2 separate regions of the Homo sapiens genome follow, and region 1 is linked to region 2. The links are chromatin contacts, found by Hi-C or POLR2A ChIA-PET in ENCODE. All regions are on one chromosome and are shown on one strand. Each heading gives the region's core, a stretch centred on a gene start or an enhancer-like site at or near the end of the contact. The rest is flanking DNA. Distances are from core to core; before and after follow the strand shown.

Evidence for each region. Hi-C counts contacts between places; a loop is a spot of excess contacts on that map. ChIA-PET counts read pairs that join two places held with the same protein, here RNA polymerase II (POLR2A). Pooled maps may share reads with other maps.
Region 1: a loop to region 2 is called in a map with no recorded cell type, with 8 times the contacts of the local background. The contact joins two enhancer-like sites. A Hi-C loop is called at or near these places in 9 of 37 single-sample maps with no recorded cell type and 5 of 50 pooled maps. POLR2A ChIA-PET finds 5 or more read pairs at or near these places in 2 of 52 experiments (AG04450 and WTC11).

What each region holds. Positions count from the first base shown.
Region 1 is chr16:21,357,014-21,361,837 of GRCh38, forward strand. It overlaps the pseudogene SNX29P1. Among named protein-coding and RNA genes, the nearest start is that of NPIPB3, 66 kb to the right of the region's middle. RefSeq lists enhancers at 2,448-3,087, 2,724-2,823, 3,088-3,726 and silencers at 2,595-2,889, 3,454-3,523. Within about 2 kb of position 1,303, at least 4 of the 41 ENCODE cell types and tissues checked have a DNase peak (open chromatin) inside an H3K27ac peak, as active enhancers do.
Region 2 is chr16:21,185,957-21,190,777 of GRCh38, forward strand. No RefSeq gene overlaps it. Among named protein-coding and RNA genes, the nearest start is that of ZP2, 23 kb to the right of the region's middle. RefSeq lists enhancers at 3,015-3,104, 3,155-3,224. Within about 2 kb of position 2,880, at least 3 of the 41 ENCODE cell types and tissues checked have a DNase peak (open chromatin) inside an H3K27ac peak, as active enhancers do.

The DNA of each region.
Region 1 (4,824 bases), core at 53-2,552, 170 kb after region 2:
TGCGGTGAGCCATGATTGTGCCACTGCATTCCAGCCTGGGCAACAGAGCAAGACCCTGTCTCAAAATAAATGAAGTGTACAATTCAATGGTTTTTCAAAAAATTAAAATACTTAAAAAATTATTTGGAACCACTTTGGCTGGTTTCAAAGGTTGTGTATTATCTTTCCTCCTGAATAACAACTTTACATAAGAACAAGCATTCAGTTCACTGTGGGAGGTGCCTAAGTGAGAGTCTCAGTCTCGGGCTTTGTAGAGCTGAGCCCCTGTGTGTGTGTGGACGTGTGCTGCCCTCCTCGCCTCCTGCCCTCCACCGCGTCCTCATCATGCACCTAATCTGCTGCCTTCCAGGGAAGCCAAACAGCCACTGCTGTTGGAGTTGAAATTAAAATGCAGTGGCTGGTTCTGGTCATGGCTCCAGGCATGGGTAGCTCCTTCGGGTGAGCTGTGTAGAGCTGAGCCTGGGTCTTTGGCTGTTTAGATGCATTTGTGGCTGTGTTCTGGGTGCTTCTTCGTTGAGAGTGGAGTTGTGGAGAAATGGCTCCTTCATCAGCTGAATACACTGTGCTGATTTCTTTTGTCCCTGCCTCACTGGGGGTGTGAGGCATCCGGGCAGCATTTTCCTTTACTGGACAATCCCCTAGTGTTGGCTTTGTTGCTCAGTGAGTATTTGAAATTAATTATTTGCTGCCCTGGGCATGAAGATCAAATGATATCATAGCAGAAATTCGGAATGATTTAAGTAGAGGTGTTATTGTATTGCCCATATGGTTAACTTAAGGGATTGCAGAATTGGTTTGAGTAGAGGACAGGCCTTGTATGGTAAATTAGACCAGAATCAGGGGCATCTGGAATTCCCTGAAATTCCCTGGAGCAGGGAGAGGCAGTCTGGTGTGCCAGCGATTCACAGAGCGAGAGAGTACGTTCAGACAGATGGTGCCAGGAGTGTAAAATAATTTATTGTCTAAGGAATTTCAATTTTCAGTTAGTGGTAAGGATAATAGAATCTTTAATTTGGTGCAGATTTTCAGAAGATTCTGAAAAACAAAAAAAGCCCTTAAAAATTAAGAGTTGTAAGGATTGAAATTTGCAGGGAGGTGGATGACTTTATTTTTGAGTGCATTTTAAATGAAAATTGATGGGTTTTTTATGAGGTCATGGGAACTTTTGCATGAGGTGGATAGACCAGTTGGCCACTTCAGGGGGCTGGCAGGGGAACCGCTGGTTGGTCATACCCGCATCTTGGTGCAGCTGCTTTGCTGCCGTGGGTACCCTGAGCCAGTGCTGCGTGACCTGGGCAGACTCCCTATAAAGGTGAACTCGCATTCTGCGGCGATGCTGCCTCTGGAGTGATGAGTGCACGCGAGCTGCATGGCTGGACTCTACCAGCATCTGCGCAAGCCACAGCAGGAAGCAGCTTTCCATCGCGGTTCTAGAACCCTCCTCTCTCACTCATGCGTGTGCACACACACAGTCGGAACAGGTCCACAGGACAACAGGCCACAGCGAGAAGGCAGCTTTCCATTGTGGTTCCAGAGCCCTCCTCCCTCACTCACGTGTGTGCACTTACACGGTCCGAACAGGTCCACAGAATGGTATTACTGTGTGCTGATTGCACTAATATTTTTTATTCTGTTTTCTGTTCTGCTTTTCTGTTTCTCTTCCTTTTTGTCTCTTTGAAAACTGGCTATGACACATTGCATTGATTTTGCAACCCACACTTTGAAAAATACTGGAATAGATGATCGCTAATGTCTCTTTCGTAAGAGTTTGTAGTTCTAAAAGTTGTAATTGAGTAGCTGGGACTATAGGTGTGCACCACTGCATCTGTGTAATTAAGTAATTTTTAAAAATTTACAACTATATAGGCCGGGCACGGTGGCTCACGCCTGTAATCCCAGCACTTTGGGAGGCCGAAGTGGGTGGATCACGAGGTCAGGAGATCGAGACCATGCTGGCTAACACAGTGAAACCCCATCTCTACTAAAAATACAAAAAATTAGCTGGGCATGGTGGCGGGCGCCTGTAGTCCCAGCTACTCGGAAGGCTGAGGCAGGAGAATGGCTTGAACCCGGGAGGCAGAGCTTGCAGTGAGCTGAGATCGCGGCACTGCACTCCAGCCTGGGCGACAGAGCGAGACTCCCTCTCAAAAAAAAAAAAATTTACAACTATATAAAGTTTACACTGCAAATATTAATATTCTTCCTCTCATATTTTGATAAATCAAAAGATAATTGTTCTTGAATTGGGAAGCTTTTTAAAAAATCACATTCAATCTAAGAAAAATGATTATAAATGTGCTAGTTAAAAAAATGTTTAGCGTGCTTCTCAGGGCTTTTCATCTAGATCAGGAAAATTAGGATTATCCGTGTCACTTGGGCATTAGAGTGAAGTTTCCCTGCTTTTCATCTAGATCAGGAAAATTAGGATTATCCGTGTCACTTGGGCATTAGAATGAAGTTTTCCTGAGAACTGCAGTCAGGTTTTTGGCATGGCTGGCCTTCTGTTGGTCATATGTTAGGCATGGAATGGAAGATGGCTCGATGTTTGCTGCGGCTGTCCATGCCCCTCTACGCCATCCACAAGCCTCTGACCGAGTTATCCGTGCATGCATTTGAGCGTTTCTTGCAGGAGAGGCCGGGGCCAAAGGAACGCTTCAGTTGCGCTGGGCTGTGCCAAGGGGCCTCAGCAGGAGCAACCCTTGGGGGCCAGAGCCCAGGCTCTTCCAGCAACAGGAAGGACCTTTCTTCCCTCTGCAGCACCTGTCGAACAAAACATGCTGGACTCCCTCATTCATTCCCGGCAGAGAAGCACTCCCCTCACCCCCCACAGAGCCCTGCTATGCCGGGCACTCAGACCAGCCAGAGGTGGGGGAGCCTGTGAGTAAAGTGGAGAATTGGAGGTGTGGTGCCACCCTGACCACAGCACCTTTCTTCTCCCTGAGGCCACCTCCTCAAATACTCTTCTTGGCCACAGATGAGGGCCCAGCTGTGGTTGGCAGATCTTTTGGGAGATAACTGGATGTGTGGGGGTGGGAGAGTTGCCATGGGTCCCAGTCTCAGGGCGGCCGCTCCCTCAGTGTCTGTCGTCTTGGGATGCGGCAGTGTCGCTTCCTCGTGCTTCAGTGCCCTCTTCACTGCGGTGGGGTGGCAGCAGCACCTGCTCAGGAAGTTGGTGGGCTTTGCTGGGTGCACACGGCCCACGTGGCACTCACCAGCCTCTGGGCTGCCCTTGGCAGGTGCCGTCCACACTCCAGCACTCAGGGAGGGGCGGTGCAAATCCTCAAAAACTGACCACACAGGCACTGGCACCCAGGTGGTGAGTAGGCAGGCTGTGGTCTGCAGACAGAAGCTTTACCCTGTATACGTACGAGGAGTAACAGCTGCTCATTTGAGTGAAGTCACTGGACTGCGGCCCTTAGAGCCTCCTGACGCGGAGGTGGGCCTTTCACTTCTGCCTTTTGCATGTGTGGAATGTGTGTGTGTGTGTGTGTGTGTGTGTGTGTGTGTGTGTGATTTTAGAGATACTGTTTTAAAACTGTGTACTCAAAGCATTAGTTAATTAACTAGGAAGTTTTGTCTTGTGAAAATGATGACCAGGACTGAACCTTTTAAAACAGATCATCTGAACCTCATCGCTGTAAAGCAATCTGGACTACAAAGTTCATTCTTTCACGTGAATTAAATGGTTTGGTAAAGAAATACTGAGCGTAACATGGACGTGCTCTAGTGATCTTAGGGAGCTGTGAGCTCGTGCAGTCTTGGGTGGGAGTTGGCATTGTTTATGTTCTTTTTTAAATTTTTTAAAAATGTTTTTAATTTTTATATTTTTGAGATGGAGTCTTGCTCTGTTGCCCAGCCTGGAGTGCAATGGCACCTTCTTGGCTCAATGCAACCTCCGCTTCCTGGGTTCAGGTGATTCTCCTGCCTCAGCCTCCCGAGTAGCTGGGATTACAGGTGCCCACCACCATGCCCGGCTAATTTGTGTATTTTTAGTAGAGACAGGTTTCACCATGTTGGCCAGGCTGGTCTCGAACTCCTGACCTTGTGATCTGCTCACTTCGGCCTTCCAAAGTGCTGGGATTATAGGTGTGAGCCACTGTGCCTGGCCTTGGTACTTGTGATATTTTGATACATGCCTAGAATGTGTAATGACTTTGAACAGATGTTTGCTTTTTTTTTTTCTTTCTTTGAGCAGTCTCCCGGGGCTAGGGTAAGTTCAGAGAGGCTCCTAGATCTTTGTTTCTTGTTTATTTCACCAGTTACTCATTTTCAGAAATGAATCAAAGATCTAGGAGCCTGAGCCTACTCTAGCCCCCGGAGACTGCCCAAAGAAAGAAAAAAAGAAGCAAAGATCTGTTGAAAGTCATTACACATTCTAGGCATGTATCAAAGTACCACAGGTACCCTATAAATATGTACAAATATTATGTATCAATAAAATAATTTTAATAATTTTTTTTAAAAAAAAGATCTGTTGGAGCCAGGCATGGTGACTCACATTTAGAATTGCTTGAACCCGGGAGGCGGAGGTTGCAGTGAGCTGAGATCGTGCCACTGCACTCCAGCCTGGGTGACAGAGAGAGACTCCGTCTCACCAAAAAAAAAAAAAAAAAAAAAAAAAAGGATTCCTGTCCCTGTTGAATTTTCTGCCATGCTTCTGTGCTCCTTCAACAGCCAGGGACGGAGGGATCCAGTCTGAGAAAAGCCAGCATCAGGGACTACTTCAGTCCTCATAGAAATCACTGCCAATGGCTTTGGCTACCTCCTGTGTCCTGGATTATGTCTCTGCAGCTTCCCGTCTCCCGGACGCCTCCCTGAGTCCCT
Region 2 (4,821 bases), core at 1,630-4,129:
TCTTTATATGCCATCGGCCTCTGGATATGAGAGAGAAAACTAAAGTTCAAAGGACTCACCCAATTCAGCTAAGAAATGTGACATCTAAATCAAGGCTGTGCAGTGAGGTTATTCATTCAGGTTCTGTTCTTTACATGGTCTGGGCCTAACCTTCACCGATCAAATGAAGTGAAATAAGGTGCAGAACCCTAGCACAGTGGCTGACACCAAACAAGCCCATCAAGAATAATTGTCAAGGACGAGGCTCAGTGGCTCGTGCCTGTCATCTCAGCACTTTGGGAGGCCAAGGCGAGAGAATCACTTCAGCCCAGGAGTTCAAGAGCAGCCTGGGCAACATAATGAAACCTCGCCTCTACAAAAATGAAAAAATTAGCTGGGGATAGTGTTACATGCCTGTGGTCCCAGCTACTGAGGGACTTAGGCAGGAGGATCACTTGAGCCCAAGAGGTCAAGGCTGCAGTGAGCTACGATGGCACCACTGCACTCCACACTGGGGAACAATGAGACCTTGTCTCCAAAAAAAAAAACAAAGAAAAGTTGTCAAAATGCATGGCTACATGAGTCATTTAAAACTGAGTGAAACAGGAAGATGTAAAAGACCTGTTGTTAACCAAGCTGTGGAGGACCGTTAAGGACTTCGGGCTAAGGTCCTTACAAAGATATCCTTAGCCTTTTAGACACACAGCTCAATGTGTGGCCGATTGGAAAGGTAATTAATCCCCAGAGCATAAAAACGATGACTTTTTTACAGTTATAATGTTAATTTATCAGTATGTCCAGGTTTCTTGTTTGTTTATTTTTGAGCATTCGCCATGTGCTGGATGCTATTTTTTTTTTTTTTGAGACAGGGTCTCATTCTGTCACCCAAGCTGGAGTGCAGTGACATGATCATAGCTCACTGCAGCCTCGACCTCCCAGGCTCAGATAATCCTCCCACCTTAGCCTCCCGAGTAGCTGGGACCACTGGTGCCCACCATCATACTCAGCTAATTTTTGTATTTTTTGTAGAGACAGGGTTTCACCATGTTGCCCAGGTTGGTTTTGAGCTCCTGAGCTCAAGTGATCCTCCCGCCTCAGCCTCCTAAAGTGCTAGGATTACAGGCGTGAGCCACTGCGCCTGGCTGCGGGGGGCTATTTTAAGCCCAATACACAGCAATACATGTTTCCAGTGCGTCCTCACTACCTCCCATTTTAGAGATAAGGAAACCGAAAGATTGACAAGTTAAATTGCCTAAGGGCCCATAGAATTAGAAGTGGGATTCTAACTGCAGTTTGTCTAACTGCAAAAGACATCCTAGGCTGGGTGCAGTGGCTCATGCCTGTAATCCCAGCACTTTGGGAGACTGAGGCGGGTGGATCACCTGAGGTCAGGAGTTCAAGACCAGCCTGGCCAACATAGTGAAACCCTGTCTCCACTAAAAATACAAATATTGTTAGCTGGACATGCTGGCGGGCACCCGTAATCCCAGCTACTCGGGAGGTTGAGGCAAGAGGGTTCGCTTGAACCCAGGAGGCAAAGGTTGCAGTGAGTCAAGATCATGCCATTGCACTCCGGCCTGGATGACAAAGTGAGACCCCGTCTCAAAAATAAAACTAACTAACTAAATAAATAAATCTAGATCAGCAGTTCTCAGTTGGGAGTGATTGTTCCCCGCCCCCGCCCCCCGCCCCAACCCTCAACCAGCACCCCCAGGGGACATTTGGCAATGCCTGGAGGCATTTTTTTTGTTTGAGACAGGGTCTTGCTTGGTCGCCCAAACTGGAGTGCAGTGTCAACCACAGCTCTCTTGACCTCCCAAGCTCAAATGATGCTCCTGTCTCAGCCTCCTGCATAGCAGGAACTACAGATGTGTGGCGCCATGCCTAGCTTTTTTTTTTTTTTTTTTTTTTTTTCAGTAGAGATGGGGTCTCACTGTGTTGCCAGGGCTGGTATCAAACTCCTGGGCTCAAGTGATTCTCCTGCCTTGGCGTCCCAAAGTGCTAGAGGCATTTTTTGTTATCACGATATGCGTGCCTGTGTTGGGTGCTGCTGGCATGTAATGAGTAGGGGCCAAGGATGCTGCTCAACATTTTACCAAGCCCAGGACAGGCCTCCACAACCAAGAATTATCTGGGCCCAAATGTCAACAGTGCCAGTCTTGACAAACCCTAACCTCAACAAATAATAAGAATTAAGAGAATTAGGCCAAGCAAGAGCACAGCTGGTGGAGAGGGGGTCAAAATTGACCAGGTCTGCCCCAGAGTGACCAGTGGCAATCGTGGCATCATGGAAACACACAAGTTCACAGTTGTGAAATGGTTCAGGTTGTCAAAGAGTTTTCGTATCAGTTACCATCCTTACCTTTCATAACAGTCCAGAGACGTTATTCTGCTCTCATTCCCATCCCCTACTCTTCAGCTGATGGAAGAGGAAAGCAGGGTTAATGGATGAGTCACCTGTGGAAGTTCTCAGAGTCAGCAAATGACTAAGCCACAGAACCCGGTTATCGGCCTCCTAGCCCACGTGCAGATCCTTTCCTCCCCCTTCTGCTGCCTTTTTTGTTAAAGCAGAAGTGACAACGACGAAACGTTCGGAAGATGGACTACAGTGTCCCATGGCAGTTGGGAGTCAGCCATCCAGGGGGTCCATACACTGCAGAGGGCATGCTCCGTGTATGGACCTCCAGGCTGGAGAGGACATGCTCCGTGTATGGGCCTCCAGCAGCACACATTGTTTGTTCATGTTTCCAAAACTCAGGAGGAGACTCAAGCCCCAGCCACATGCTCTAGGAGTCTCTATGCCCCTGTTAGGAGCTCCCGTGCTGGAGTTTCAATCCCCAGCTGGAAACCTTAGAAAAACCATCAGAAGGAAACGCAACTGTTTCCTAATGAAAGCGTTTCATCTCTGAGCCAGTAGAGGGAGCGCACATCCAGGCCATCCGAAGCTGGCTCAGCCGAGACTTCAATAGCACCGAGGGCTGGAAGAAGCATTCAACGCGCGATCCTTGAACTTGAATGAGCCTATGCATAGGAGCCTGTTAAAAGCCAAATTCGCGGGCGGATCACGAGGTCAGGAGATCCAGACCATCCTGGCTAACACAGTGAAACCCCGTCTCTACTAACAATACAAAAAAAAAAAATTAGCCGGGTGTGGTGGCGGGCGCCTGTAGTACCAGCTACACGGGAGGCTGAGGCAGGAGAATGGCGTGAACCCGGGAGGCGGAGCTTGTAGTGAGCTGAGATCGCGCCACTGCACTCCAGCCTGGGCGACAGGTGACAGAGCAAGACTCCGTCTCAAAAGAAAAAAAAAAAAAAAAAAAAGGCCAGATTCTGGCCGGGTGCGGTGGCTCACACTTGTAATCCCAGCTACTCAGGAGGCTGAGGCAGGAGACTTGCTTGAACCGGGGAGGCGGAGGTTGCAGTGAGCCAAGATTGCGCCATTGCACTCCAGCCTGGGTGACGAGAGTGAGACTCTGTCAATAAATAAATAAATAAGGCAGATTCTGAGTCTGTAGGTCTGCATCAGGACCTGAGTTCCTGCATTGCTTATCAGCCACCAGATGAAGCCTTCCACCGGCCACACCTTGAGTAGCAAGGTAATAGATAACTTCTCCCACCCTCTCCCATAGATGGTGGACCTGAGGCCCAGGGAGTTTAGACTGCTTACTAGAGGCCAAACAGAAAGACTGCAGTGCTGGGGCTAGAACCCATGACTCCTACAGCTGGTGCTCACTTCATAGCATCTTCCCTGCCCCTCTGACCCTGAAACAGGATTCAGGGAAGAGGATCCCTAAGTGTGGGTGAGGAGTAAGAGACTATACTATCTGCTTTGAATCAAGCTTCTTTATACTCTATTTTTGGTCAAGTTACTTCCCTTGCAGAAGTACCAATAGAAATTCAAAGATGAACACAAGCAGACTCCAATTCTTTTGGGCCTGAGGGAGCCAAAGTAAAATAGATTTGTTAGTGAAGTCCCTCTTATTTTTGGTTAGTACAAATTTGGCAAGTCATCCAAAGAAAAGCTTACATATAACTTGGTATGTTTTTATGAATGCAAATTATAGCCATAGACTTTCTCCTAAGAATGAAGTTTCTTAGCTTGAATCAGTTTAGATGAAAAATGCCTCCCTTAAAAAATAAGAGCTCCTAAACTCTCACTAAACATGAAATGCAGAGGCAAGTGGTTCTAGGGTTGATTTGGGGAACACAATGAAGTTATCAAGGATTTAGGCTTTCCATTTTTTCGCTCCATCGTTCTCAGGGTGTCTTTAGGGTTATTTCCTCATAGTTACAACATGGCTGCCATAGCTCCGGGAATCACATCACATAATCATATCCAAAAGCAGGTAGAAAAGGGGTTAGCTGCACATACCTTTTTTTAAATAAGGAAAAAGAAGCCCCCTCTCAACTTCCCCTTAAATCTCATTGAACAGAACTGTATTACATGCTCACCTCTAAACAGAAGGGAAATGGGACGTTATCTTGGCTATCTCATGCCAAGCAGGATTGTCCCCCAGGGTGTGCTGTGCAAACAAAGTCCAGGTTCTCTTAGCAAGGAAGAAGGGGATGAGGTGGGAAGGAAAAAGAAAGGGCAAGAAAATCCCTTTTAATTAAGCCCTACACTATCTGCCCCAGTACACTTGTGTTTTCGCTGTATTTATTCACAAAGTAAGGGTCTTCATGTGCTGTGTGAGCAAAGGTCAGGACCAAGGAGGATTTAGTTAAATCTGGAATCTCAGTCAGGGGTTCATACTCTTGAGATAAGGAAAAGTAACCAATGCTGCCTAACAGCCCAGCACCCACACTGCAGTCCCTAGACTTAGCAGATGGAACTTGCTATAA